3 separate regions of the Homo sapiens genome follow, and regions 1 and 2 are each linked to region 3. The links are chromatin loops, found by intact Hi-C in ENCODE. Cell type or tissue: endothelial cell of umbilical vein. All regions are shown on one strand. Links, peaks and the distances in the headings refer to the core of each region. The heading gives the core; the rest is flanking DNA.

Region 1 (10,394 bases), core at 4,130-6,629, 250 kb before region 3:
CAATAAACGGGGTCCTTAAACCATTGCTCACTAGCATCCAGCACAGCAATCCAGTTATATGTTTCCAAATAAAGTCAAACAAGCTTATTTTTCAAAGTGAAAGAGTACTGATGGTTGGAATTTCAGCCCAGAGTACTGACCAAACGTGAATAACTTTAGAAGGAGCTGTTAATGGTAAAAATCTGCCTGTAGCTTGGTCTGGCAAAACCTTGGTGAACAGAAACAAAAGAGAATCTACCAAAGTTTAAGAAACCTGTAATAGGAAGGTAGGCAGGCAATTAATATATTACATGAACAAATTCGTATGAAGAAGGACCTTGGTGAACAGAAACAAAAGAGAATCTACCAAAGTTTAAGAAACCTGTAATAGGAAGGTAGGCAGGCAATTAATATATTACATGAACAAATTTGTATGAAGAAGGCCGGGCGCGGTGACTCACGCCTGTAATCCCAGCACTTTGGGAGGCCGAGGGGGGTGGATCACGAGGTCAGGAAATCGAGACCATCCTGGCTAACACGGTGAAACCCCATTTCTACTAAAAAATACAAAAAATTAGCCGGGTGTGGTGACGGGCGCCTATAGTCCCAGCTACTCGAGAGGCTGAGGCTGGAGAATGGCGTGAATGCGGGAGGCGGAGCTTGCAGTGAGCTGAGATTGTGCCACTGCACTCAGCCTGGGCGACAGAGCAAGACTCGTCTAAAAAAAAAAAAAAAGGAAAAATATACATGCAGAGAAAAAATGTTTAATGAGATATTCAAAATTGTGTTAACACAGTTGTCATCCCATGGTGTCATTGTAAGAAGTCTGCAATCAACTTTTGCTACCAGATTCATTAACACTCTTTATGATTTAAGGATAGGATTCATTCCATCTAATCAGCAGAAATTTAGTGTACCTGCCCCTTAAAATTGTCAAAATAAAGGCTGCTGAAGGGAAGCATGACTTTCTATTGATTTGAACACTGATGTCCAAAAATCTGTGTCTTAAAAAATCTGTAGATTTTGAATTACTGTATTCTCTCCTAATTTTTTCTGAATAATCCCATAAACTAAGAATGCAAAATGAAGAAAACACAAGATTTTCAATACTTGGTCTACAGCAACCTATGATACACAACAGGGAATAAAGAGAGAGTTTGACTTAGAGTCAGAAGACCTGGTGTTCAACCTTGACTGTGTCTCTTATTAACTTTGTAATTTACTGGTCACAATTTTTGTTTTAGTTGGGAATTTTAAAGTTAGCCTATTGTTACGTATATTTTGGTGGGGTTGATGTGAAGGTGCAATGAAGTTACATATCACAGTGTTCAGTGGGCCAAAAATGCTTATATAGAATAGTTGGTAAGATTATTATTTATTCTTAGAGGCCAGGCATGGTGGCTCACGTCTGCAGTCCCAGCACTTTGGGAGACTGAGGCGGGTGGGTCACTTGAGGTCGGGAGTTTGAGACCAGCCTGACCAACATGGAGAAACCCCGTCTATACTCAAAATACAAAATTAGCCGGGCCCGGTGGTAGGTGCCTGTAATCCCAGCTACTTGGGAGGCTAAGGCAGGAGAATCGCTTGAACCTCGGAGATGGAGGTTGTGGTGAGTCGAGATTGCACCGTTGCCCTCCAGCCTGGGCAACAAAAGCAAAAGTCCGTCTCAAAAAAAAAAAAAAAAAAGAAAAAAGAAAAAAAAATTATTATTTTTCACTTCTCTGATAATAGTAGGGTGGCAAAGTTCAGGACTGACCATCTAGCATTAACACTTGAGTCTAAACTATTTTAACATATTTGTATTTTGGTCCTAAAGCTCATTTTTGTGCCTCCATATTCTACATATTTACAGGATGTACAATACAGTGTTTAGTTGAACTTCTTGTTATTTATATAAAACTTTTGTCCCTACATCTTGAAAGTTCAAGCAATAACAACATCAGAAAAAATAACAATAACCACCCATATTAAGAACTTACTATGTGTCTGGGATGATGACAGATGCCTTTAATTCTCCTGTAATTCTCACAATGGCCAGATTTAAAAAGAGAAAAATAAAGCATTGATATGGTCTGAATGTTTGTTTCCCTCTCCCCCCAACCCCACCACCACCGAATTCTTATGTTGAAACCTAAGCCCTCACGTGATGGTATTAGAATATTAGAAGGTGGGGGTTTTGAGGACGTGATTATTTCGAGGGTGAAGCCCTCGTGAATAAGATTGGTGCCCTTATAAGGAAGTGAAGAAACCAGAGTTCTTCCTTTCCACCAATGTGAGAACACAGTGAAAAGATGCCATCTATGAACCAGAATGTAGGCCCTCACCAGACAATTTACGATGTTTTGTTTTAGCAGCCTGAAAAGACAAAGACAGACATTGAGTGTCAATTAACTTCGCCTAAAGTGATGCAAACAGTTGATCTCCTGTCTTGCTTTCCAAATTATTTTTGTTAACAACCTTAACTTCTGTTTCTTACCATAACAGACGGAAAATAGCTGTGTAGGTATGAGAGTAGACTTTTTTTTTAAATTAATTTCATGGTTCCTAAAAGACACCTTTGTGTCATATGATGACTAGGAGCTCATTAGCGTCTTTTATAAATTATTCTTATTGTACTGAAATGAATATACAAAACAGTATAGAATGTATCATTTTAGTCATTTTAAGTGTAAAGCGCAGCCATCACCAGTCCAACTATAGAACTTTTTCATCATCTCACACTGAGACTCTGTACCTATTAAATATTAACTCCTCATTTCCTCCTCTTCTCAGTTCCTGGTAGCCACTGATCTACTTTGTGCTTTTATGTATTTAATTATCCTAGATTCCTTATATAATTAAAATCACAAAACATGTGTTTTCCCGTGTCTGACTTATATTACTTAGCATAATGTTCTCAATGATCTTTGATGCCATAGCATGTATCAGAATATCATGCCTTTTTACAGCTGAATAACATTCCAGTGTCTGTACACACCATATTTTATTTTTCCAATGAACATCTGGATTGCTTCCATCTTTTGCCTGTTGTGAATAATGCTGACATGAGCCTAGATGTATAAATATCATGTTTTCAATTATTTTGTGTGTATACCCAGTTTTTGTTGCTGCAACAGAATAATAGTATCGCATCTTTGGAAAAGAGAATTTAACAAAAATTAGCCAGGCATGGTGGTGGGCACCTGTAATACCAGCTACACGGGAGGCTGAGGCAGGAGAATCACTTGAACCCAGGAGGCAGGGGTTGCAGTGAGCCAAGATAGTGCCACTGCACTCCAGCCTGGGCCACAGAGCGAGACTCCATCTCAAAAAACGAAAAAAAGAGAATTCAGTAATTCCTTCATCACTTTATATAACACCAGCTTGAGTTTCATCATTCAATAAATATAGTCTAATAGTTTTATTCCTTAAATGTACTTTGTTGCCCATGTGGAATAGATTATAGTGGCTTAAATTCTTTCTTCCACTAACCTTGAAACTTACAAGTTTAGTCTCTAAACTACGTGGTAATAAAAATTACTTTCATTATAAAACAGGTTTATAACAAATATTTTATATACATCAAAAGGTTGAAAAGATTTCAAATTTTAGAAAAAGAAGGACTCCTTAGAAAGAATTACAATATATCTCAGTTGATAGCCTGTATATGTAACCATTAACATCAATTTAAGTTAATACCAACCAGATTCTAACTCATAATTTTAAAGTTTATAGTTTTATAGTATGTTACATGCTTCTCTGTAGTTCACCAACAATACTTCACAAGAGCAAAAATCAGTACACTTCAAGCAAAGTTTAAAACCTGAGGGTCAAAATTAGGAAATATCTATTCATTTAAGCAAAGTGACTAAATGTACTCAAAAGAAGCAGAACTGCTTTTCATACAAATGAATGTCCCTTCATCAAAGCACAGTGCTAAATGCTATTATTTGAGGCAAAACTTTATAAATATAAATAATTTATCACACATTTTATGATTCACCATACAACTAAGGAATGTAACATAGCTTGAAATCATGTAAAAATGTTTACAGCGTAAGAACGACAAAGAATTCAAAAACATGAAGTATGCTTGCTCTAATAATTTAGAAAACAATAGATACTTTCATGGCCTATTTTCCCCAGAACAGGTTTATCATATTATTAATTTTATCCAGAGTCTTTGTTTTTTTTTTATGTCCTCGTGGTTTATATGTGCTACTGCATAATGTGTATTTGATGTCAAAATTTTCTTCATTGAAAGAAACTTTTTAGGGTGTTAGTACATTCATGTGTCTATGAATTTACCCAGTGACAATTGTTGCTGATACTAACATTTATTGTTCACTAGGTGCTACATATTATACTAAATAATTTACATACTTAGTTTTAACTATATAAAATTGTGGATGTTTATTTTTCATCTATAAAGAGGACAATTTCATATGGCTCATCCTGAGATTTTAGCTCATTTATTTCCCATAAGAACCATGAGATAGTTATTTATGTATGTCTATTTAGATATATTTAGTTATGATTTATTTTATTTTACAGATGATGAAACTAAGTCATAGAGATGTGAAATATCTTGTCCAAGTTTACCTACATAGTTAAGTAACAAACTCAAGAAATGAATTTGGCAATTTGACTGTATAGGCCATTGAATGAACTAGTCTATTACATTATAACAACAAGATAACAAGCGGTGAAATATACTCTGTGGGGGAGTTTGCTTCATTTCTGGACTCCTTCCCTTTGGTAACCCACTCGAAGCCTGTAACTGCCTAAAGTATGATCTGACTATAAACAGGAGCATGGTATCACCTAAGAGCTGCTAGAAATGCAGACCCCCGGGGAGTCTGAATCTGCATTGTAACAAGATTCCCTCGTTACAGTGTTTCGTATGAACCTTACCTTTTAAGAACAGATCTAAGCTGTCTTCATTTTTAAGACTTAATAAGCACATGCAAAACAATCCATCTACATTCAAAAGGTAAAGACAAAATAAGTCTACATGTAATAAAATGTCCTGGTTCAGGTAACCTGTGTTCAATAAGAAATAATACTTTAGATGTAATTTTGGGTGTACACAAAATGAATTCTCGTGAATGCATGCATTCCCCACACCCTTTCTTTTCGTCCTACATACCTCTTTAACTTATTCGGTGAATAGATGTCTATTATGTCTCTATTGTCATGAGATTGTGTCTTCAGTTTGCCATTTTGCTCTCTGCGATTCACACAAACTGTGGCTTTCCCTTTACACTTAGAACTTTAGGGCTTTATGTACAATCCCTGACATAGTGACAGGGAGTATTTCTTCCCACTAGATGGCAGTAACGGCAATTTAATAATACATATAAAGACACTTCCAGCTTGCTACAGGGCACTGCAAACAATGAGTGAGGGTTTCGTGAATTGCTGGACTTAATATAGGGAGCAATGACTTGGTGACAAATTGGAGAACAGTTTTTCTCTTTTGATGTCTATGTTTAAATTTTGTTTTGCATGCTTTTCAAGATTAAAAGCAGTCTTGTTTGCATATCTCTTACCCCTAGTTATAAGGAGCAGCTATTTTATGAATAATTTTCACTGGTAAGAGTGATAGACAGGTGGTTGCTAAAATAAGATATTTTGTTAGCATGACTATATAAATCATTTTCTTATTCCAGTTTTTAAGGAGATCTTTCCTTTTTTCTATAAATGACCATATATATAATTTCTAAATGCAGATATTCAAGATTCTCATGAGAAATCACATCTTGGATTGATAAATTTATTTTTATTAAGTTTCTTTCCAGTAAATGTTTTAAGAAGGCCACATACAAATGCCCTGTAGAAGTTAGGCAATAACAGCAAGGAGAGAAGAAGTTTATAGTAAAATGACAATAGGATTTTAACACATACAAATGCAATTCTACTGACATTCTATTTAGTGTTTAAATATGATTTTTTGCATTCAGAATGTTTTTACATGAATACTTAAGAAAAGAGAGAGGACAAAGCTTATTAATAAAGATGTAAATTTCTTTAGGGATATAATTATGCAACCTCATTGTTGCCTTGATGTTTCAAGGGATTGAAAATACTTTTGCCATTGATCACACTTGTCTTATATTGATCTGTGTTGAAACTCTAAAAGTGCTACCCCAGTGCTTCTCAAACTAACTGTGGTCTAAGCCAGACTATTTTTTTCCTAAATCATGAAGTAATGTTTTCCAATTTACAGTAAAAGTGGATAACTAGAGAAACTAAATGTAAAAACTGACATTAAAACATTCATATTTTATTACTTGAATCAACAGACAAATGTTGGGTTGATTTTCTATGAAATTTTCTAAAGGCTTACTCTCTATTTTTGTACTTCCATGTTTTCTAATGGGTATCAAACTGTTCTCAGAAGGGCCTGGCCCATGGACCCCACTTTGCATAGTGCTGCTCTAGACTGCTTCCTAGCAGAATGGAGCCACATCTTCCTGGGGAGTTAGGTTCTAAAGCAACCATGCATGGTGAAAACCTGGGGCCTCTCAATTAGTCTAATAAAGGCAGAATTTTTATTTTTGTTTTTTAATTTGGCTTCTTTGTTATCTGTTAATTAACCAGTTAATGATATGACTGGTTTCCATTTAGATGCTATGCAGTAGGAAAAATACATATATCTTAATGCTGGACTTACACTGAGCACAAGATAGGTGCCAAAGATGTGAAGTTCCCAGGCACAGAAACTGATACATGTCTCCCAGCTGGGACTCAGGTCTTCACCTCTGGAGAAGGAACACTGTCTTTTGCCACTATTTTACGTCTTTCAATCTGCATCCTCCTCCCTCCACCCCCAACTGCTCTTTTTCTTCCCTAGAGTGAGTACCAATGACCATATTCTCTTCCAGAGCCACATCAAAAGATTAAACAACGGCAACTTATACTGTTAGAAGGAAAAACACGATCTCTGCTCATAGAATCTGACAGTTTGTAGACATCAGCTGAGCTATGCTCACCCACTTTGGAGCAGGATGAAAGGCCAAACAACCTTCTGTGAGGACATTTTTCAGAAGCACTTTAGTAATAGGTCAATGGCAAATAGGCCTAAACTCAGATGTTTTGTGTCTGAGATCTCAATTCTGTTTGGATATTGTCACATTAATTTTCTAAGAATGTTATTTAATTTCAATATTATCCCATAAACAGGTATGTATGAAGAATATAAATATTCATACATACATTTTGAAGGTGTTTGACACATGTCAAACTAACATCAGCAACATATGTTTTACATCCAAAGTCCAAGATGAGTTAAGTGTCAACTTTTATCATTTGATTTTATGTAATTTAGCTGAGACAGGCCTCAATCTTAGCTTTAGACTATTTTGGATTTGGCCGTATATATACAAACTCATTTATCACTAAATTGAAAATATTTTCTTAAAAAAATACTCATGGAGTTATTTTAATTTCAGAACTTTACTAATACTTTTTATGATTTTAAATATATTTTCTGTTTTTCTCACTCTAATATAATGTCCAAAATGGGGAATATATTAAAATTATCCAGTTTATGTATCACATAGGAAAACACACCAAATTTCCCTAAGTACATACATTTATTTGCCAGGCATAGATCAGAAAACTAGAACATTTTATCTGTGCTAGTTTCTCCATTTGACTTAACGCTCTGTTTTTATTTGTTTTGTTATTGTATCAAAGGTGTATGTTTAAAAAATATCAATCAGTATTTGAAGCTCAAGTTAAAACTAGCACCATTTATCACTCTGTCAGACTTTAAAAAATACACACATAAAACAAACAAAATAATAGTAACCACAAAACAAAAACACTACACAAAACTGATCTGCATACCATGTAAATCTGTTTTTAAGAAAGCAGTCCTCAGGAAACTAAGAACCAATTAGTAGAAGAATAACTTACACAAGAACTATTTTCTAATTTTCTGATACCATCTACTTCCAAGCTAACACTTAATGATTGTATCATTGCCTATATAAGTTTTTTATTAATATACATTATTTTATATGAATATATGTATGTGCGGCTGGTGATATTTTTTGCGAATGTTTATATTTTTCAAGGATAACCAAATATATTTGTATTATTTTAAAGTTTAATATGCTACTTTTCATGTGCTAAGCCATGAATTTCAAAGAGTACAGTGAATGTTGTACATGGTTGTGTATATGTATGTATATCAAGTAGGGTTGAGCATTGAAAAAAATCATATAAAAACAATAGTACAGAGAAGACATTTCTATCTAAGAGGAACAGGCTGGGAAAAGTCAGCTGAAAATAAATGTACACATTTGGAGACAAAATTTTCATATAAATGAAGAGGAAAAGTTTGATTAGGATTTAATTTTTAAAATGTAAATAGAAACAATGCCAATTTAGTTTAGCTGTTTTTTTAAATTAGGTTTAATTATAACTCATGCAACAACTTAAGGATGAAAAAAACATTGGATGTTACACGTAAAATTCTTAAACAACTCTGTAATAGGGCACATCCTCAAATCCTTTAACTTATGCTTGACTTTAGTGAGGAAAAGAGGGTCATATTTGTAATATCATTTAAAATGACCTTTTTCCCAAGAGCATCTATTAAGGATTTGGATAATGATGATGGTGATTATGATGATACAGAGGATAAAGTTAATAGTTAGAATTTCCATGGAACTTACTGTATGCTAGTATTGCTTTAAAGCTCTACACATATTATTCTATTCTGTTGTGAGAAGTAGATAAATTATAAATCAAATATTATGTTATTAATATCATTCTGTTTTGAAGCACCTAGTGTCTACAAGTTCACTCTTCCAAAGTACTGCCATAAGCGTTGAACCAATTTCCCAGTTTCCTCTCAGGCTAGTTTTTATGTAGCAGAGAGAACTCTCTCTCTTTTTTTTTTTTTTTGTGACACAGTCTCACTCTGTCACCAGGCGGGAGTGCAGTGGTGTGATCTCGGCTCACTGCAAAGTCCGCCTCCCAGGTTTAAGCGATTCTCCTGCCTCAGTCTCCCGAGTAACTGAGATAACAGGCGTGGGTCACCACGCCTGGCTAATTTTTGTATTTTTAGTAGAGATGGGGTTTTGCCATGTTGGCCAGGATGGTCTCAATCTCTTGACCTCGTGATCTGCCCACCTGGCCTCGCAAAGTACTGGGATAACAGGCGTGAGCCATCACGCCCGGCCGCAGAGTGAACTCTTAAAATATGCATATTCACTTATCTATGATATGAACTGAGACGTCACTGATCAAACGCCTCCAAGGGCTTCCCAACTGACTTAGGAAAAACAATCCAATATTGTTGATATGGCCAACAAGGCCTTTCATGGCCTTATTTCACCATTTTATTGTCTTTGGTATAACTCAAATATGCCACACTCTGCTCTCCTTGAAAACCTCACTGGCTCTTTTCCCTGCCTCGGGCTGCCCTTTCCCGGGCTATGCCTGGTAGCATACTTCTTCACTTCTTGCAGGTCTCTTCTCAGATGCTACCAACTGCAAAAAATCATCTGCAACCAAAAATAGAAGAAACACTCCCCATAGACACCCAACCAACTTTATTTTTCTTCACACTATTTGACACTGTCAAAAACAGTATGATGCTTTTTATTTGTTTGGTTTTTGGCTTAATGTCTTCCTCCTCTCTATGTGCCCCCAGCACCACCTGTAGAATATAAGAACCATGTTTGCTTGGGACTTTTTGTGATCACTACTATGACCTGAACGTTTAGAAGAGTACCTAGTGTATAGTAAGCATTTAATCAATGTTGATAGATTGAATTGAATCATTCTTGTCAATTTTCTCCTTACGTTCCAGCTGAACTAAATCTGCCTGACCCACACTGGTTGCTTGGAACTTAGGCTCAATGCTAAACACACACACACACACACACACACACACACACACACACACATAGCACACACATGTAACAGACATATATACAAAGACTTTTAAACACTTGTTAATTTAAAAAGCTTCTCAAAAGCATGATCTACCTTTGCTATATTATTGTTAGGATTTAAATTTTGTACAAGAAATATACTTTGTGCATGCAAAATTTAAGATGGAAAAAGTCAGATGCACCTAACAGTATGGTAGGTATACTATATCAGTATACTACGTGAAATATGAATATATAATAAACATTAATATGTATGTAATACATGTTAAATATGTAATAGATGAGTGTATACAATATATAATACATATATATATATACAGCTTTCTGATGGCCTATGGCATTCTAAACAAAATTGTTATAATGTTTTCATTGAGGAATATTATTTACTCTTACATATGATTGTATCATGTTTATTTTCCTTGAACTGTATTCACTTGGATTAATCCATGGCTTAACTTATTTTTGCTCTCTTCATTATACCTAGTCTTAATCTAAAGAAAATCCTGCATCCGCCTTTATACC
Region 2 (10,394 bases), core at 4,867-7,366, 190 kb after region 3:
TCTTTTGTGGCTCCATATAAATATCATGATTTTTTTCTTCTATTTCTGTGAAGAACATCATTGGTATTTTGATAGGGATTGCTTTAAGTCTGTAGATTCCTTTGGGTAATATGAACATTTAACAATATTGATTCTTCCAATCCATCAACATGAAGTATCTTTCCATTTTTTTGCATCCTCTTCAATTTCTTGCATAATGTTTTATAGTTTTCATTGTAGAAATCTTTCACTACTTTGGTTAATTCCCAGGTATTTTATTTTATTTGTAGCTATTGTAAATGAGATTATTTTCTTGAATTTTTTTTCAGATTGTTTGCTGCTGGCATATAGAAAAGCCACTGATTTTTCTATGGTGATTTTGTATCCTGCAATTTTACTGAATTTATCAGTTCTAATAGTTTTTTGGTGGAGTCTTCAGGATTTCCTAAATATAAGATCATATTATTTTCAAACAAGAATAGTTTGACTTCTTCCTTTCCAATTTTGATGTCCTTTATTTCATTCCCTTGTCTGATTGTTCTAGCTAGGACTTCCAGTACTATGTGTAATAACAGTGGTGAAAGTGGGCATCCTCATCTTGTTCCCAATCTTAGAGGACAGGTTTTTCAGTTTCACCCCATTCAATATGATAAGAGCTATGAGTCTGTCATATATGCCTTTTATTATGTTGAGGTATGTTCCTTCTATAGCCAGTTGTTTGAGAGTTTTTTTAAATCATGAAGAGATGTTGAAGTTTATCAAATGCTTTTTCCACATCAGTTGAAATGACCATATAGTTTTTGTTTTCTATTCTGTTGATATGATGTATCACATTAATTTATTTGCATGTGTTGAGCCATTCTTGCATCCCTTGGATAAATCCAACCTGGACATAATGAATTATCTATAATATGTTGTTAAATTTGGTTTGCTAGTATTTTATTGAGGATTTTTGCATCAATATTCATCAGTGATATTGGCCTATAGTTGTCTTTTTTGATGTTATTGTCTGGTTTTGATATCAGGGTTATTACTGACCTTGTAGAATAAGTTTGGAAGTATTCCCTCCTCCTGTATTTTTTTGGAATAGCTTGAGTAGGATTGATCGTTCTTTAAATGTTTTGAAGGATTCAGCAGGGAAGCCACTGAATCCCAGGCTTTTCTTTGCTGGGAGACTTTTTATTATGGCTTTTGTTTTTACTTGTTATTGGTCTCTTTAGATTTTGGATTTTCTCATGGTTCAATCTTGGTAGGTTGTATGTGTCTAGGAATTTGTCCATTTATTTTATGTTTTCCAATTTATTGGCATAAGTTACTCATAGTAGCCACTAATGATCCTTTAAATTTCTGTGCTATCAGTTGTAATGTCTCCTTGTATATCTCTGATTTTATTTATTTGAATCTTTTATTCTTAGTCTAGCTAAAGGTTTGCCAATTTTGTTGACCTTTTTAAAAACTTTTTTGTTTAATTGATCCTTTGTGTTTTTTTAATTTCAAATTTATTTCTGCTCTGATCTTTATTATTTTTCTTCTACTCATTTTGGGTTTGGTTTGCTGTTGCTTTTCTAGTTCTTCAAGATGGATCGTTAAGTTGTTTATTTCAAGTTTTTCTTCTTTTTCGATGTAGGCACATATGCTTCCTTCTTAATTTCTTCAATTTCCTTCTTAATTTTTTTCATTGACCCACTGTTCATTCAGAAGCATATTGCTTAATTTCCATGTATTTGTGTAGTTTCCAAAATTTCTGTTGTTATTAATTTCTAGTTCTATCCCATCATGGTCAGAGAAGATGCTTGATGTTATTTCTTTTTTTAATGCTTTCAGACTTGTTTTGTCTAAATTGTAAGAATTTATGAACACAAAGAAGAAAACAATAGACTCTGGGGTATACTTGAGAGGGGAGGGTGGAAGGAGGGAGAGGAACAGAAAAGAGAAATATTGGATCCTGAGCTTAATACCTGGGTGATGTAATAATATGTACAACCCCCATGACACATGTTTATCGATGTAACAAATCTTCACATGTACCTCCAAACCCAAAATACAAATTTTTTAAAAAAGATTTGTTTTGTGACCTAACCTATGGTCTATCCTTGAGAATAATATATGTGCCAAAGAGAAGAATGTGTATTCTGCAGCCATTGGATAAAATATTCTGTAAATATCTATTAGGTCCATTTGGCCTACAGTACAAATTAAATCTGATGCATTTTTGCTGATTTTCTGTTTGGATTCTCTGTTCAATATTGAGAGTGGAGTGTTGGTAAGTCTCCAGCTATTACTGTATTGGAGTCTATCGCTCTCTTTACCTCTACTCGCTTAATGTATCTGGGTGCTCCAGCATTAGGTACATATATATTTAAAATTGTGATATCCTCTTGCTGAATTGACCCGTTTTTCATTATACAGTGACAATCTTTGTCTCTCCTTATCGCTTTTGTCTTGAAATCTAATTGTCTGAGAGAAGTATAGTGACTCCTGCTCTTTTTTGGTTTGCATTGTCATGGAATATCTTTTTCCATTCTTTTATTTTCAGTATATGTGTATCTTTAGAGATGAAGTTTCTTGTAGGCAATGGATCATGGAATCTTTTTTTAAAAAAATACATTTAGCCACTTTTGATTGGAAACTTTATTTATATTCAATGTTATTATTGATAAGTAAGGACTTACTCCTTCCATGCTGTTATTTGTTTTCTGGTTGTTTTGTGGTCTTCCCTTCCTTTTCTTCCTTCCTGTCTTCCTTTTAGTGAAGGTGATTTTCTCTAGTAGTATAATTTAATTTCTTGTTTTTTTATGCGTGTGTATCCATTATGTTTTTTGATTTGAGATAACCGTGAAGCTTGCAAATATTAATACTATTTTATAACCTATTATCTTAAGCTGGTAACAACTTAACACTGTTAAGTTTATGTTATGTAACAACATAAACAAACAGGAAAAAGGAAAATAAAAACTCTACAACTGAATTTCGTCTCCCCACTTTTAAATTTTTTGTTGTTTCTAATTATATCTTATTGTACTATGTTTTGGAAATTGTTGTAGTTATTATTTTTGATTGATTCATCTTTTGGTCTTTCTACTTAAGAGTGGTTTACACACCACAGTTACAGTGTTATAATATTCTGTGTTTTTCTGTGTACTTGCTATTACCAGTGAATTTTATACTTTCACATGATTTCTTGTTGCTCATTAATGTCTTTTTCTTTCTGAAGTTCTCCCTTTAGCATTTCTTGTAGGATAGGCCTAGTGTGAATGAAATCCCTCAGCTTTTGTTTGTCTGTGAAAGTCTTTATTTCTCCTGCATGTTTACAGGATATTTTTGCTGGATGTATTACTCTAAGGTAAGAGAATTTTTCCTTCAGCACTTTACAAATATCATGCTACTGTCTCCTGAAAAGTCTGCTGGCAGATGTACTGAAGCTTCTTTAAATGTTATTTATTTCTTTTCTCTTGCTGCTTTTAGAATGCTTTCTTTTTCCCTGATCTTTCGAAGTTTGATTTATTAAATTCCTTGAAGTAGTCTTCTTCGGGTTAAATCAGCTTGATTTTCTATAACTTTCTTGTACTTGGATATTGATATATTCCTCTAGGTTTGAAAAGCTCTCTACTATCCCTTTGAATAAACTTTCTACCCTTATCTCTTTCTCTATCACCTCTTTAAGGCCAATAACTCTTAGATTTGCCCTTTTGGGGCTATTTCTAGATCCTGTAGGTGTGCTTCGTTGTTTTTCTTTTTTCTTTTGCTTCCTCTGTGTATTTTCAAATAGCTTCTCTTCAAGCTCACTTTCTTCTGCTTAATCAATTCGCTATTACAAGACTAATGCATTCTTCAGTATGCCAATTGTATTTCTCAACTCCAGTATTTCTGCTTGATTCCTTTTAATTATTTCAGTCTCTGTTGAATTTGATAGAATTCTGAATTCCTTCTCTGTGTGATCTTGAATTTCTTTAAGCTTCCTCAACACAGCTATTTTGAATTATCTGTCCAAAAGGTCACATATCTGTTTCTCCAGAATTGATCCCTGGTGCCTGATTTAGTTCATCTGGCAAGGTTGTTTTCCTGGACGGTCTTTACGGTTATGCATGCTCATCTGTGTCTGAGCATTGAAGAGTTAGGTATTTATTATAGTCTTCATAGTCTGGGCTTGTTGTTTACCCATTTTTCTTGTGAAGGCTTTCCAGACATTCAAAAGGACTTGGGTGTTGTGACCTAATTCATATCTGCATTAGGGGGCACCCCAAGCCCAGTAATGCTGTGGTTCTTGCAGACTTGTAGATGTAGCACTTTGGTGGTCTTGGAAAAGATCTGGTAGAATTCTCTGAATTACTAGACAGCGACTCTTGTCCTCTTATTTTCTCACAAAGAGTCTTTCTCCATTCTGAGCCACCTGGAGGTGAGGTGACACAAGCACCCCTGTCGCCACTACTATTGGGACTGCCCTGGGTTAGACCTGAAGGCAGCACAGCACTGTGTCTCATGCAAGGTCCACTGTAACCACGACCTGGCTACTGCCTATGTTCACTCAAGTCCCTGGGGCTCTACAAATCAGGTGATGGCAAAGCCAGCCAGGCATGTGTCCTTCCCTTTAGGGCAGTGAGCTCCCTAGGCCTCGGGCATGTCCAGAGGTGCCATCCAGAAGCCAGGGACTGGAGTCAAAAATCTGAGACATCTACCTGGAATTCTATTTTACTGCAGCTGAGCTGGCACTCAAACAATGAGATGCAGTTCTTCTCACTCTTCCCTATCTTTTCACGGGCAGGTCCAAACATTCTGTCCAAAAGCCAAGGCCTAAATCAGAGATCTCCAAGAGCCCATTTGGTGCACTACTCCCTTGTGGCCAAGCTGGTACCTGAAGCCACCAAGTCTCAGAGTCTCACCCAAGGCCCACAGCATACTACGTGGGTATTACTGCTGGTTATTCAGGGCCCAAGCATTCTTCAGTTAGTAGGTGATGAATCCTGCCAAGACTGGGCTCTTCCCTTCAAGGCAACAGACTCCCTTCTGATCTGTGTCTGGAAATGTCACCCAGGAGCTAGGGCCTGGAAATGAGGGTTCATGTCTCTAACTAGTGCCCTATCCTATTGTGGCTGAGCTGGTATCCAAGATGCAGGAGAAAGCTCTCCTTACTACAGCCCCACACCCTTCTCCTCAAGTGGAAGGAAGGGGTTTTTGGAGTCACAAGCTGTGCTGCCTGGGGTTTGGGGGGTGGTGGCACAAGCTCTCCCTTAGCCATCCTGGCTGGTGTCTCAGTAAGTTACATGCCCCCCTCCACCGCCAAGTCCAGTGGTTCTGAGGCCAGTTCAGCACCTGGATTCACCTAGACCAGACTGCCTTTCAAGTTAATTTAGGGCACCAGAGCACTTTAGCTTGTGGCAGCGAGTCTTGCCAGAACTCAAGTTCTGACCACCAGATGGGCAATTTCTCTCTGGCTAGGGCTGGTTTAAATATTTCCAACATAGGTGGGCATCAGCCAAGTTCAGCCTAGTTTCACTTTCTACTCAAAACAATTTACATCATTCCATTAAAAATCAACCCGTGGAGAGTACAGATCTTCAGATTCTTGACTACTGAAGTATCACAAGCATTAAATTAGCAAAACAATAGATTTCACACTGAAGTCACCTAATCTCTGGAGTACAGGGAGAGTCAAGGAGAATTATTTAAACTTACATAGCATCACATTTATTCAATATGTATTTACCAAACACTACTATATATAGGCATTTCGGTGATTACAAAACAAAAAACAAAAGAACCTACTAATTTGCGGGCCACACACTCAAAAGGCTTATGACCCAGCTGGGAAGACATTAAAAACATGGAATGTTTCATGGAATGTTGAGAGTCATCCTTGCATAGAGGCCACACTACTATCTGAGTTGTAACTATCTGAGCACATGTTGTATTGTGAAAGTAAACATATAAAGATTACTAAAATGTAAGGTAGAAAAATTAGAACTACTTACAACTCAACTAGAAATAGCCAAAATTCCAAAAAGGTGAATTATTTATGATGTAGAGAGTTTTTGAAAAGTGTAGCCAAAAATAGAAAATATTTTGAGTGTAAATAAGGTTACAATAATTATAATGACAGATCCTGGTTTGACTTCCAAGACAAGTACGGTTTTTTTTTTTTCATATGTCTAAGATATGAGAGTAAAAAAAGATCATGAGAAAATATTTCTGTAAACATTGTGGCCATCTTGTTCTTTTGACTAGGTAGTTTTGTATCATTCTAGAGAATAAAAGAATAAAACTGTCAGTACATATTTTCTAGTAAAAATGTGAATTGAAGAAACATATAAGGAATTAAGTTGTTTATAACAGTGTCATCTCATAATAAAACCAAAACACTTTTAAAATGCAAGTACATATACTTAAGTAAACACATTTGCACTTTCTTTTTCCACTTTATTAAATAAATAAAAAAAAATCCCTAAATACAGTATTATGACACCACCTACTGGGAATTTAGAAGACAGCAATCAAGTTATCTAAGTATAACTATCTTTTTTTCAACTGCAAGCAAAATATATCAATAAAGTGATCAAAAGAATGGCCAATATATACACACTGGTGACAGCATAGAGACATTTAACAAAATTATTAGTCAATTTTCATGTTAGGGAAGCCTCTAGCTTAACCATTTATCTTTGCTATTTTGAGTACTATTAGGTGAACTAGTTTGGATTAATAAAATTAATAGATATGTTTATTAAACAAAACACTCATTTACTAACCTATAATGAGAGACAGTTGCTTGCAAGATGAATTTCGTTCTGTTTTTGCATCGGTATACCTAAGAAACCTAATCACAGTAAATTATTTGGGTAAGTGTATGCAAGAGGTTCGTCCTCCACAAGCCGAGATTAGATCAATCAGCATCTGTGGACAGAATTAGGAAAGTTAGGATTGGGTAGAGAGAGAAGTACAACTATGATGATCAATGGCATGGTCAACCCAGTGAAGGACTCTAGGGCATACGTGGCCCTGCATTGGGCCAAAGTGGCTTGACCACTTATTCATGCATCCATGGGCCCAAGATGTGGGAGACCGCAGGAAAAGTAAGCCCTCTAGTGACCCTCTGCAGCTGAGGTAGACCCTGAAGGATGTGCCAGCAGGAAACGCTCCCTTGAACGGGGATCTGGGAGATTCCTCTCCCAAACCAACTCACCATGAAATTAGAGAGAGGCTCTAAAGATAATTTAGGCCCCATTTTTGGGATGATTAATTTGATAAACATGATTATATTTATCATGCTATTTCTGTCAATTCTTTTACACCATCCACATCTGAAATAATTTTTTTTTTTTTTGGTAAATTTCTACAAATGTTTATATTTACCTTTTGGTCACAGCTTATATATATCAAATAAAATAAAATATTATGTTCCTCAAAGCCAACACTTAACAATTAAACTCACAAAGGATTTAATTTTGTTACTGCCAGGTTCCTGGGATCACTACAAACCTGGAGCCATTTGAAAGTACTCATTTTGAGATGTTTCAGATAATCTATGCAATGTCAACTCTAGCCTCAAACACACATAACCAAATACTCAGCTTGTATGAATTGCTCCCTTCATCTAGAGTAAATTATAAAAAAACGCAAGTTGTTTTCTTGTCTTTTTTGGGGGAGAAAGTTTTCTCCCTTTTTCCTGATAATTTTGCCTTTTGCATGGGCCCTAGGCTCTTTTTTTTTTTTTCCCCTGCTTACTCACCAGAATTATGTTTCATGGCCTAACGATCCAATCTATACTGGGAGGACAAGTTGTTAAATTTTAAAATGTAAAATTGTGAAGAAAGTTATTTAGGATGAAAATTAAAATTACAAAAATATGACAAATACCAATAAATATCATTAAATCCAGTAGTCTCTGTAATTTTATTCATTTTGGGCCACACCCCTTCACATATTAATAATTTTGTAAAATTTCCTATGGGGAGACTGGAAAAGTAATTTATTCCTCCTTTTAGATCAGTTGGTCAAAATGATTTCAGGTTTCCTTGATTCTTGGCCACTAAGAATATTGTTTCCTTCCTTCTTAGTCTGAGGAATGCATGAAAACTGTTTCAATATTAATACTTTTTTCAATCCTGTGTCTTGTTAACGGGAGTGTTTTCCAGCTGTATGATGCATGCTTCTGGGAAAAGAAGTCCCCACTGAACTCTTGAAGCCACTCTGACGAGCCTTGGTCCCCATCATTCGGAAATAACCCTTGTCAAGATTGCCTACTCATCTATCCTCATTTTACTCTGAAGCACTTCACACAGGTGCCTACTTCTTATGCTTGGAAGAATTCTCCTGAGAGACACAGACTTTCCTACTTCATTCAATATTCGTCTCTATTTCCTTTGCAGATTTTCCCTCCAACATAGAACCTTTCAGTGCTCCTCAGAACTCGTCGTAGGCCCTTCTCTTCGTTATCATTTCATTACATGGTATCATGAATTTCCTTGGCTATAAATGCATCTCAGAGCTGATGATTTATATTTGTATTTAACTTTATATCTCCAAGGGACAATCCTACTCTAAATCCCAAGTGTATAACTTCAATTGCAAACTTACAGATTACAAAATCGAATATTAGAAGCAAGTATAGCCACTCCCAAATGTCCCTTTCAAACCATACATCTTTCCTCCCTCCTACAAGTAATGATTAATCTAACTTACATGGCAATCCTTCTGTCTTTTTCGTTTTACTATACATGAGTGCATTCTTGTATGTTTTGGGTTTACCTAAGGTTTTTTGGAACATTAAATAAATTACACTATATGTGCTTTTGTCTTATTTCATTCAATACTATTTCACTCCTGTTGATACATGCACCGTGGTTTGCTCTCTATTGCAGTACAGTATTCCATTATATGAATATAGTGCAATATGTGCTTACTGTTGATGGATATTTGTTTCCAGTTTTTGCTAATACAAACTACGCTTCCAGGAACATTTTGTACATGTAAAATGATACGCATGTATCTAGATATCTTTAGAAAAAATACTTAGGAATTGCTGAATATACTCATAACTTCAGATTTTTAAAGTAATCCAAAGTGGTTGGACTGAATTACACACACACCAGTATAATGAGTGTTCCCACTACTACAGATACATCTTCACCAACATTTGCTAGTGAGGATGGCTAAATGTTTTTTTTCAGTTTTACATGTGTTTGGTGTTATCTCCTTGTGGCCTTAACTTGCATTTTCCTGGCTGCTAATAAGACTGAACACCATTCCACGTTGATTAGTTTTTCGTTGTTTTTTTTTTTTTTTTTTTTTTTGGTAAAGTGCTTGTTCAAGCCTTTTTTGTTTTAATTATCAGGCATGTTTGTATTGATTTAAATGTATGTGTGGTAGGTTTTTTTTTTTTTTTAATCTGCTTTGTAGCTCCTCACATCTTCGAAACCTGCCAAACTCTTTCAAAAGTATTGCAGTTATTTAGCTGCATCCACTTGTATTTTATGGGTTATGAACATGCCTTGTCATCAGTTCTTTTGAACATGATGTCTATGGGTTTTTCTTTAGCCTATTTGCTCCATTTTTTATGAAACTATCTGGGGACACTTCAGAAAGCATGTCATAATTATTTTTCCCAAGCCCCAAGTCCATTGTTTTATGAAATTTTGTTATTAGTGCATTGTCATCTTGCCTTGCATGCTGCAAATATCTTCTCCCACTAACCTGCCATCTTTCCACCATCTTTGGGGAATCTTAATGGACAGAATATTTAATGTGGTTAAATTTGTCAAAAATTTCCACCATGTTTAATTTGTGTGTGTGTGTGTGTGTGTGTGTGTGTGTGTGTGTGTGTGTGTGTATGAAGAGACCCATTGTTATTCCAAGATTTAAAGATACTCTCCTATGGTATCTTCTATGAGAATTATAGATTTCTGAGATTTAACCATCATGGAACAGTTGGTATCTGAATAACTTTCCTGCCATTAATAATCAAAGTTGGGTAAAAATATATGAAGCAATTCTTTTCAGTGTCTGGACAATGGATAGCACAAGGCTGCAATACTTGAGAGCAGTAAAGCACACCCGGTAAACTTTCTTCCTGGAGACATTTTCAAACTATGCGGCAAGGGAAGTACAACCCACGCATAAAGCAGTTGTCTTAGAGGGTGGTATTTCCACACTGACGGAGATGCCTACCTTCCACACTGTCACCCTTAATTTTCCTGAGAAATTAGCTAATTGCCAAGAAATCATACGACTACCATGAAAAATGATTTCCATCCATTTTTAAGATGATCAATAATTCAGTCTTTGCTAGTCCAAATTCCAAGTTAATTCTATGTGTTATTCTTGAAGTGTGAGTACAGGGACAGATATAATCAGTATTTTATTTCCCTACAAGCCTCCAAAAGAAGGGCTAGGCAAAAAATTTAGCCATTTTTCACTTAAAA
Region 3 (10,394 bases), core at 4,947-7,446:
ATATTTAAAGAATTCTTAAAACCCAACAGAAAGAAAAAAGATGCAGTAAAAATGAGCATCCTGAAGAAGATACTCGAATGGACAATAAGCACAAGGAAACAGGCTGAAAGTATTAGTCTACAAAGTATTAGCCTAGATGACACTGGTGAATTCTACTAAACATTTAAGGAAAAATAATATCAATTTTGCACACATGCTTCTGAAAAATAGAAAATAAAATACTTCTCAACTTACTTTATCAGTCCAAATTACCTGATTTGAAAACCAAACAAATTCAAGTTAAAGCTACAATGAGATACCATTACATACACATTTTAGAAGGGATAATTTTTTTTAATGACCAATACCAATGGTTGGTGAGGTTGTGGAGCAAGTGGTATGTGGTTGAGGGAACTGCAAATGGTTTAGCCAATTAAAAAAAAAAATACCTTGTAAGTTACTTAAAAAGTTAAGCAGGAACTTAACACGCAACCCAGTAATCCCATTTCTACACAATTAGCTATGATAAATCAGAGCTTTATCCACAAAAGCCTTATACTTTAATGTTCACAGAACATTATTCATAACATTCCCTAACTGGAAACAATCTCAGTGTCCATCCACTTGTCATATATGCAGTCAATACAGGAGACTGCTCAGCAATAAATCAGATGAGCTACTGATACCCTCAAGGATCTGAATAAATCTCCAAAGCATTATGCTAAGTAGAAAAAGCCAGACACAAAAGTCTGTATACTGTGTTATTCCATTTACATGAAATTCCAGAAAATGCAAAATTGTAATGACAGAATGCAAATCAGTAGTTGCAGAAGCTGAGGGTAGGTGGAGCCGATTGACCACAAAGGGACTCAAGGGAATTTTCCAAGGTGATGGAAATGTTTTCCATCATGATTATGATGTTGGCTACATGACTATATGTATTTGCCAAGGACACAAATTGTACACTTAAAATGTGAGTATTTTTATTATGCATAAACATGAAAATAGAGCTCATTTTAAAAATATTTACCAAGACAGTTCTATTTAATCCTTGCAGTCCCTTTATAGGTTAAATTACTATCATTACATAATTAGAGAAGCAAGGTTTAACCTTGGTTATATGGCTGCTAAGTGGTGAAAACAGAGCTATTCCCTTAAATATGCTTCTTACTCCTGCACTGTAATCTAAATCAAATGCCTAAATTAAGTTAATGCCATCTATATCCACTGATATAAGGAGCCAAAAAAAGACCTGTGATTCAATTAATATAAGCTCTAACCCTAATGTCCTCCTTCTTCAAGAAACCGTATTAGCTCTACCATCTTAATCATTTTACATCATTTACATACAAATAAAAAACATATTATGTATATAGATAGTAAGTTCCAGGAAACTGGTACAATACATAAACAATATGTTGCAACCTTCCAAATTTCTCTAATTTTGCTACAAATATAACCTGTACCAAGATTTCCTCTTTTCCTTTCAATTTTACATTTGATAAATTTTAAAAATTTTGTCTGGCTTTCTCTTTTCATACAAATCAGAAATGTGTTTTAATTATTTTCTGAAGTATAAAACAAAGGGAATACTTTTCCTTTCCTATAAATCCAGTTAAGTTTATTAAAAGATGACATAGGAATGTTTTAGCACAAAGAAAACAGAATTTGTTTGTAACATGATGTTCCTTCCTAGTCTCAATAAACAGGCCAATAAAAGGTATTTTTTAGTGTTTTTAACATTTGCCCCATAAATTCCATTTATTAGAATTACATTCTTGAAGTTAACCTGTCAGTCTAAGGTATTCACCCTTTGAAGAGCAGCCTATTTGCTTCCCAGGAAAGCTAAGTCGTACTGTTATCTGGAGTGTCAGAGCAAAGAATTTCAAAGGGAGACAGCTGCAGAATCCATTTCAGAGCTCCTTGATCTCTGGATTGGAGCGTATACATACCCCTCTAAATTGTCTAAAGGGAAATTTAGAGTTTACTTTTGGAATATTTAAAGGTAATTTGTTCTGATTAAGGTGATATTGGGAAACTGTTAGTCCAAGAGATAATGACTATTTAATGTGGGTAAATGCTGACATGTTAAACTTCAACCCAAATTTGTTTTGACAAATATTTGTTCAATCTATGCTATTATACAGAAACCACATAAAACTATGTTTACCAAAGTGTACATCTTGTTGGGGACAAATGCTAAAATATGTAAAAATAAGATGATATGATGTCTGGATTTACTTCAAAATAATATAGGGGGAAATTTAGATGGGGGTATGGATAGGACAGAACTCACAATTGGTTGATGTCTATTTGGACTGGTTAATAGCTGCAAGGTAGTTTGATATACTATTATGTAATTTTGGTATTTTTCAAAATTCTCCATAATAAAAAATAAAATACCTACACAATTAATACAACTGAAAGCTGCATTTAAAAACCACTGCTTATGCTGAAATGACAAACAGTTACGTCCTAAAGCTCTTTGGCAAGTTAGTTATTGAAAACTAGACTGCACTTTTCATTTGATTTAATGTTTTATATACCTGATGATTAGGTTCCTGAGTCCATCCACAGAAACCTAGAAATGTTTATTTTAGATGTACTCATCACAATGCTTTCACTAAGTTATGGATTCAAAAATATTTTGTGGGCTGATCCCATTACATGGGGATGTGGTAACATCCTCATATAATGATATTTTCATGCCGTATTATGTTCCACAGAACTGAGGAAAAAAAAAGAAATTTAGCTGCACCAGATACGTGTTTTCCAAACTGTCACTGATCAGTCTAGCCTCATAGACACATGATACAAGATATCATCTAATTCAGTGTAATATTTGAATGAAAAGCGACACTATTAAGAATTGTAATGAAACAAAAGATATAAACTGAGACTGCCCCCAAATAAACCAGAACCTCTCATCGCCGTATCTACAAGGCAAATATTCACATGTTCTTATGCTGAAAGAGTTAATGTATCACAGAAACTTAATGATTATTTGCTAGTTCCACAACACTATTACTTTACAAATAAAATCTGAGAACTCTAAGATTATACGTTGATTTTTTAAAATCACAAACTACAAAATATTACTGCCTTTTTCCTTCTCTTACTATACGGATTTACAGCTTACATTTGCCTACAGATTCTATATGTTCTAAATGATTTCTCATATTTTAGGCAGGTTAAAAATGATTTGGATGATAATCTCAATTCATGTCTTTTGTACTGTTCACCAAATCTCACGTTATTTTCTTTCTCCGGCGTACAAGGAAAGAGTAGATTTCTTAGCCCCTAAACAGTTAGGTGGCACCATGTGACTAATTCTGGCTCATGAAATGTGACTAATTCTGGCTCACAAAATTTAGCTGCACCAGATACATGTCTTCCAAACTGTCACTGATCAGTCTGGCCACATAAACATATGATACAAGATATCATCCAATTCGGTGTAATATTGGAATGAACATTTAAGTAATGAACACTTAAGTAATGATCCATCTCACTCACTACTTGCTTGAAAGAATCTCAGCTACGGCAAAGACTAAGCTAAGTCAGAAAAATAAAATTAAATTATAAAGCTAAACTTCATATATTTCCTATGGTAGTCAGGAAAATCCAGGCTATACAATGGTAACAAATGAATCTTGAAATTTCAGTAACTTATGTCATAAAAATCTTTCATCTTCACTTAGTACTCAGTGTATTTCACTTCATCCTTCACTTTGGTGCGGCTCCTTTCCAAGCAGAGTCTTAGAAATCCAGGCTGTTTCCATGCTGGAGCTTGGCCATCTCAGGACACAGGCCAGAGTCGGTGAAGTGACTCTGATGCCTTCTGATCAAATTTCATGAGCCAGAATTAGTCACATGCTGCCACCTAACCGTTTAGCGGCTAAGAAATCTACTCTTTCTTTGTATTCAGGAGAAGGAAAATAACATGGAATTTGGTGAACAGAAGCTAATCTTTCAGAAAGACATAGGAGGTTTTCAACCAACAAGCGGGTCTTTCTATACTTTAAACAAAGTGATACAGTATTATTTGTATGACTATAATGGCCACTGCCCTCCAACTCAGCACGATGATGTTTGAAATACCACAAATGAAATAAATGATTTCCAGAGGACAGGCTTAGCACAAATGTTTTCAATAGCCCATTCTGATTAGAAGAATGCATGAAATCGTTCTAAACAAAATGTCTCAAATTATAATATCATCTCTCTTTCTGGTGTTGTACATTGAGATAGGCCAAAATTTCATCACAGCCCTCTCTGAAAGAAACTACATTCTGAGGAATGGGACCAGTGAGTCTGGCTTCTCTTCCTCAGGTTGAACATTTCAGTCACTTAAGTTTTTTTTTCATTATAAATCTGTTCTGAGGGCAAAAAAAAAGAGAAAGGGCTTTAGAATCTACGATTCACCATATTAACTATACTCATTAAAGTGATAGAGGACTAATGTGGGAGAAAATGTATTTAAAATCTAAAAATATGATTACTTAAAAAATTGGGGGTAATAGTTTTGATGGAAAGATAACTATTTCCAATACATTTGGTGGCATGTGAATTATTATACAGAGTGATAATTAAAAGACTCAGTCTACTACTTATGCCTAATAGATTGTGACTAACCATCTCTAAAGTTCTAATTTTGGAATTCTCTCTGATATTTACAATGTGATACAGGCAAGCCACTTAATTTCTTTTCTAGTTTTATACTATCCTTAACAATGAAAATAATACTCTTTTCCACAATGCATTAGAAAAAGATGGTATCTAGTGGATAAAATTGAACCAGTGAGGTAGGAATTTGAGTTTAAAGTTAGCTTTCATCTTTAATTTCTCTTTTCTTTTCTTCTAAGGACTACATAATTGGCAGTTCATACAACTCTAAATACCTGTGTCCCACAGCTCCTTCCTAAGAAAGTTGCCACAGACAATTATTTTCATTAGACAAGTCTTGTGTCTACGACTCTGGCTTGAAGATCAGACTTAGTTCTCAAGGTAAAGATAACTGTGTGTTCAGGTGATCATATCATTGAGCTTTTGAATTGGGATCACTTTGAGAGTAAAATGGGGAGCTAGAGCTATCACTAGTTTCACCTGGAAAACAGGCATAAACTTTGACCTTTTATGTTGGCTATTTGATATGGTTTGTCTGCGTCCCCATCCAAATCTCACCTTGAATTGTGGCTTCCATAATTCCCGAGTGTTGTGGGAGGGACCCGATGGGAGGTAATTGTATCATGGGGGCGAGTCTTTCCTGTGCCATTCTCATGATAGCGAATAAGTCTCACGGGATCTGATGGTTTTATAGAGAGGAGTTCCCTTGCACATGCTCCCTTGCCTGCCACCATGTAGGACGTCCCTTTGCGCTTCCTTCATCTTCTGCCACGATTGTGAGGCCTCCCCAGCCATGTGGAACTATGAGTCTATTAAACCTCTTTCCTTGATAAATTACCCAGTCTCAGGGATGTCTTTTTAGCAGCATGAGACAGACTAATACACTAGTTAAAGAATAAGCTGTCCTCAGTCGGGTCTAACCAACTCAGGGGACTTACTTAGCAAGAGACTGCACTTAAGGGATGATCTGTGTACAACTACAACAAACTGACTCAACCAGTTCTTCTTTCCTGGGGAGTATAAATAAGTGGTATCCAAAAAGAGGAGCAGAGGCAACTTCTGGGAGGCTCATTGTTGGCATGAGGGTACCAGAGCTGTTGGGTTCCAGGAGGACCTGCTGAATCCCAAAGGAAGGTGTTGCTCTGTACCTCCAAGAAATTACTATACCTTTAACCTTAGGGATATGAAGCAGCTTCCTGAGATACCTCATTTCGCTAGTTATCCTTATCACAAATTCCCATCATCTAATATAATTTGAAAGCATCCCCTCTCTGCAAAGTTAAGAGTATACACAATGCAGACTATCATTGGAATTGCATTGCTGTGGAAGGGAGTGGGCGTTATGGGATAGCAAAATGAATGACCAGGTCACTGTAAATTTTGGGTTAAAAATTAGCCTTCCAGTGAAGCTGTAAAATCAAGACTGTATGAATAATAAATTTAGATGCTCATGAAAATGTGTTCACTTGAACATTATGCAATTTTTAAAAATTTCTATAATCAGAGCAAGTAATATTTTTTACCAGACATCATAAAGACTGGACTAACCAATAGTTCGTAATGTCTTGAAAACAGAATACCAAGTGAAAATTCAGAGGTTGAAAAAGAATTTTAAAGTTTAAAATATAAGACAATAAAATTCTTCTAAAATTTGTGTAAGAAGTCCAAATATGTGCTTTTAAATATTAGACTGAAGATTGTCAAGATCAAAGATTTGATCTACTGCCATCTAGTGGAAGTTTAATTTATATTAATTAATGGCTGACCAAAAGAAGCAAAACCAAAACAAAACAACAACAAAAAAAAAACAGTCTAATTTTCAAACTCTAAGCAATGTCAACAATTATCTACTCTAGTGGCTTTATTCTCATGGAGTTACGAGGCTGTAATGAGGGCATCTTAGGCACCACCTAAAGTGCATGAGGAGTAAAAGAATACAGCTCTGAGGTTCCCAACCCTAATCCAAACAGGGTCATTGCACTTTCTAAAAATATTTTGAGATTCCGAGTCGATTTTATTTAAGAAAGAATTCTACTTTAAGAAAAGTTGTTGAAAGTCCTGATCTGGTCTCCTGTCCATCCTGATAAACCAATAAACACCAGTTTTCCAATGTCACACAAATGACTAGTGGCATAGCTAGCAATAGATATGAGATCATCTGATTCCTACTCTCATTGAAATAATTTTGGAGTAACAAATAGACTTCAAGTGCAGCGATCTTTGTTCAATAGCACAAAGAGCTTATTTCCTTTAAAAATAGATTGTTTCCTTGATCGTTATTTAAAATAACTTGACCCTACTACCACCCCTGCACCATTAGAACCCTGAGTGGGAACAGAATCTCAAAATAAATAAATGGAAATGAGATCATGGCTGTAAATGGTAATTATATTATGTCAAAAACACCTTTAGAGTTACTTTAGAGCTCCCTAAAAATAACAATTAAAAAGTAGCTTGTAGAGGATATTTCCTCTCTTCTCCTTTACATTTATGTGGTGTTCAAGGTGGACAAAGTACTTTTGGAAAAAAAAAAACTATAGCTTTTTAACACCGTTTTATATTTTATGAAATATAAAACTATCAATTCTGCTGGAGTGCAAAGAAGTTACACTACTTGTCCCGAGTGAGTTAGAGTCTTTTCTCAGCTCTCCTGACTTCGTGTCCAGCAACAGAATGGATAAGTAAGAGATACAAGAGGAAATAGGTTTATGGGGGGTGGCTATTATTGTTTTCCTCATCTGTTTACTTAGGATGAGTGAAAGTTGGTCATTTTTGAGTTCTGGGAGGGAAGAACTGGTTGAGAGGAAGGTGATGATACAGGAGAAGGATCATCGATGGAAAAATTCCATGAGGATTTAAGAGAGGGTATAACCCAGAGTATATGTGGAGGGAAGAGATACTACTTCCCAGGAGCAAGAAAGGGCATCCACATCTATGACAGCATTGTCACTTTGACATGTCTCTCTTCAGTGTACCACAAAACATTTTTATGAAATGACATTGACATATTCATATTCACTTCTATATATATCCTATATAGCCTCATATAATTTGTGAAGTTGTAATTCAAAAATACCTAGGTTTTTAAATGCCTGTCTTATCAATTCTTTCTTCCTTTATTTTTCATCTAAATGTGCATCCCTTATATCATACCACATAATATTTTCTCTCTTCATGTTTAAAAACAAGATATAAATATTTATATAGTGAAACTTCAATATTATTCAAAAGACATATGTATTTTTAGAATTTGTGCAACTATGGTAATTTATACAGAGTAAAATAACTAAATATTTCAATTTTCTTTCATATAACTCTAAAATTTTTCAAATTTAGAGCAGAGAAAATATTTTTATAATCAAAACTTTAAAAATTCAAATTTTAAAAAATCTTTTTTTTCTGAGTCTATCACAAACTACTCTGTAAATCTGAGCAAGTTGAATACCATTTCTTTACACATTTTCTGGGCACATTTAAAAAATAAAGGAATTAAACAATTGTCTCAAGTCTATGTCAAACTCCAAACAGTTCTGGTTTTATGATATAATTGTTCTCATTTTAAATATGTACTCTTAACAGATAAATTGCTTAAATATGTATTCTTAATATATAAATTGCTTATTTTTTTATGCACATAAGTCATTTAAAATTTTAAAATATTCGTGGGCTTTATAAAAAGCCAAATAACAAGAGAAGGTGCTTCCACAGGAGAGAAATCACTTGAAAAGCTCGAGGATACATTTAAAAACATGAATTTTATATATATAGGCAAAAATGACAATAACCTGTTCTCAGGGAGAAAAGAAAAGTTTCCAAAAACAAATAAGGTAGTACATTTTCCATGTACCTTTGTGTGTTAGCTAGAACATAAGAAGATCTCAAGTTATTAGGATTTCTGAGCTGCTTCTTGACTAAATAAAACATAAAAATCATGGGCAGCTGGCACCATCAACTCCAGGAGGGCCTAAGATGTCAGGTAAGCTACTGAGTGAGAGAAAGAAAAACGTACCCAGTAGGAATTCATGGTATAAAGTTAGCCTACATCATGGAGCAGTCTGAATAAAAACAGGCTGGATTTTAAATGAAACCTTCCTTTTGTCAAAGCAATTTGTATAAGAGAGCAAAATGTCATTGGTATAACTTAATAAATATATATTATTACCCTATAAAGGACCTCAGAACACAAGCTTTATGAGCACAGCGGACTTTGTCTATTTGCTTTACTGCTGTGTCCCTCAGTGCTTATAGCAATGATTGGCACATAGTGCTCAACCAATATTTGTTAAATGAATTGACATGCTGGACTTCTTCCTGCTGTTAGTCTAGACTAGAGTACTAATGAAATCTGATGCTCAAATGAGTGAGTTTAGATCAACAATTACTCATTGCATGTCTAACACATATCAACAAAATTATCTATTACTGTAGTGACCACATTTGCAAAACCTAAACTCATGTTACACAATCTGCAAAGTACAAATACTTTCATGATGACAACAGATTTGCATATCCAAAAATATAATCTTTACCAAAACATTCAGAAATTAACTTTATATTATAGAATGGCCACATAATTTCTAATGAAAAATGGGTCACTACTGAAAATGAAAGAGGGCACCATCAATAATTACCCTGGTACAATAGGCATAAACTAGACATATCCCCGGAGAAATGGGGTATATGGTCTCTCCAACAGCCCCCATACTGAAGCCTATCCCTAGAGAAGAGATATGTTAAAAACCCACTTTCTCAGTCCTAGAAAAATCAATTAACTAACAAAGGGAAAAAATAACTAAAATGAGTTTAATAAAAATTTTTAAAGACTCCTAAACCATCATCCTAGGAAGGTAATAGAAAAGCTTAACTCCACTGCAAAATGAATATCTTGTAAGAGCTGAAAAGCTAAACAGATCTTATTGCACTATAATGACATGCAAGACGATCTCTGTTGATGTTTAATAGGATGTTGGGTAATTGCTGTTAAATAAAAGGAGAAACGGGGATTATTAAAAGGCAATATTACTATAAGATATCCCAAACAGAATGTGTAATTTCTTTGCTTTATGATTTATATACATAGTTCAAACAACAGGTACACCTACAAAATATCATGGCAAAGTTCAGTTGATCGTCATCTTCATTATTAGTACCATGAAAGCATGGATAAAACTTGAAGGGAGTAATAACAAATTGTAATAGATTAGATGAAATTGTAAAAGCATCATAAAATTGGCACATAGGTGTCCAAATATGATGCTATTTATAGTATATTATTTTTCACCTTAATGAGACACCTGAAAATTAGTTGCATCGTTACTATTAATCTAAAAATACTCATGCCTTTGAACATCCCTCTGCCTCAATCACTGGAAACACTTACTGATGCTCTTCTCTACCCAAATACGTCAGTTTCTCTCAGAGGCAGGGAAAGACAGAGATAGAGATGGAGGTGGAGAGAGGGAGCGAGCTCATGAACCTCTTTTTAAAATGAAACCATTTTTAGTTTCAGTCATTCCCAGGATAAGATGAGAAAGAATTCTGATTTAATTAACTTGCATTCACAATCCCCTGAAATCATTTGAACTAATGGGGGTTTTAATGAGAAATATTTTTAAAGAATCTTGTCATTCTCTATTCTATAGAATACATCATACTAGAGTTTGCCTCCTCAGAAGCTTGCATTTTATTTGAAGTCCTGTTGCTCTCATTGACATTGAAACACACACTTGAACAGACTTTGCAAAACTTACAGAAGAGAAAACCTAACAGTACTCCACAGGTCCTCTTAT

The links. Hi-C counts contacts between places; a loop is a spot of excess contacts. Peaks named below come from ENCODE experiments on the same cell type or tissue, not always from the same donor. Only the 100,000 strongest peaks of a DNase experiment are listed, where the experiment ranks them.
Region 1: it touches region 3 in a loop (13-fold over the local background); 86 of 110 quality-filtered maps call a loop at or near these places.
Region 2: a loop joins it to region 3, with 2.3 times the contacts of the local background. A loop is called at or near these places in 4 of 110 quality-filtered maps.

What each region holds. Positions count from the first base shown.
Region 1 is chr21:16,325,425-16,335,818 of GRCh38, reverse strand. All of the region lies in intron 4 of MIR99AHG (mir-99a-let-7c cluster host gene), which reads right to left. Among named protein-coding and RNA genes, the nearest start is that of SNORD74B, 46 kb to the right of the region's middle. In endothelial cell of umbilical vein, for the core only: a CTCF peak has its summit at 5,289 (motif pointing right); a DNase peak (open chromatin) is centred at 5,298.
Region 2 is chr21:15,890,772-15,901,165 of GRCh38, reverse strand. No RefSeq gene overlaps it. Among named protein-coding and RNA genes, the nearest start is that of USP25, 170 kb to the right of the region's middle. In endothelial cell of umbilical vein, for the core only: no CTCF peak of the experiment used is centred there; no DNase peak of the experiment used is centred there.
Region 3 is chr21:16,078,568-16,088,961 of GRCh38, reverse strand. All of the region lies in intron 2 of MIR99AHG (mir-99a-let-7c cluster host gene), which reads right to left. Among named protein-coding and RNA genes, the nearest start is that of MIR99AHG, 13 kb to the right of the region's middle. In endothelial cell of umbilical vein, for the core only: a CTCF peak has its summit at 6,285 (motif pointing left); DNase peaks (open chromatin) are centred at 6,331 and 6,851; H3K27ac peaks cover 547 bases.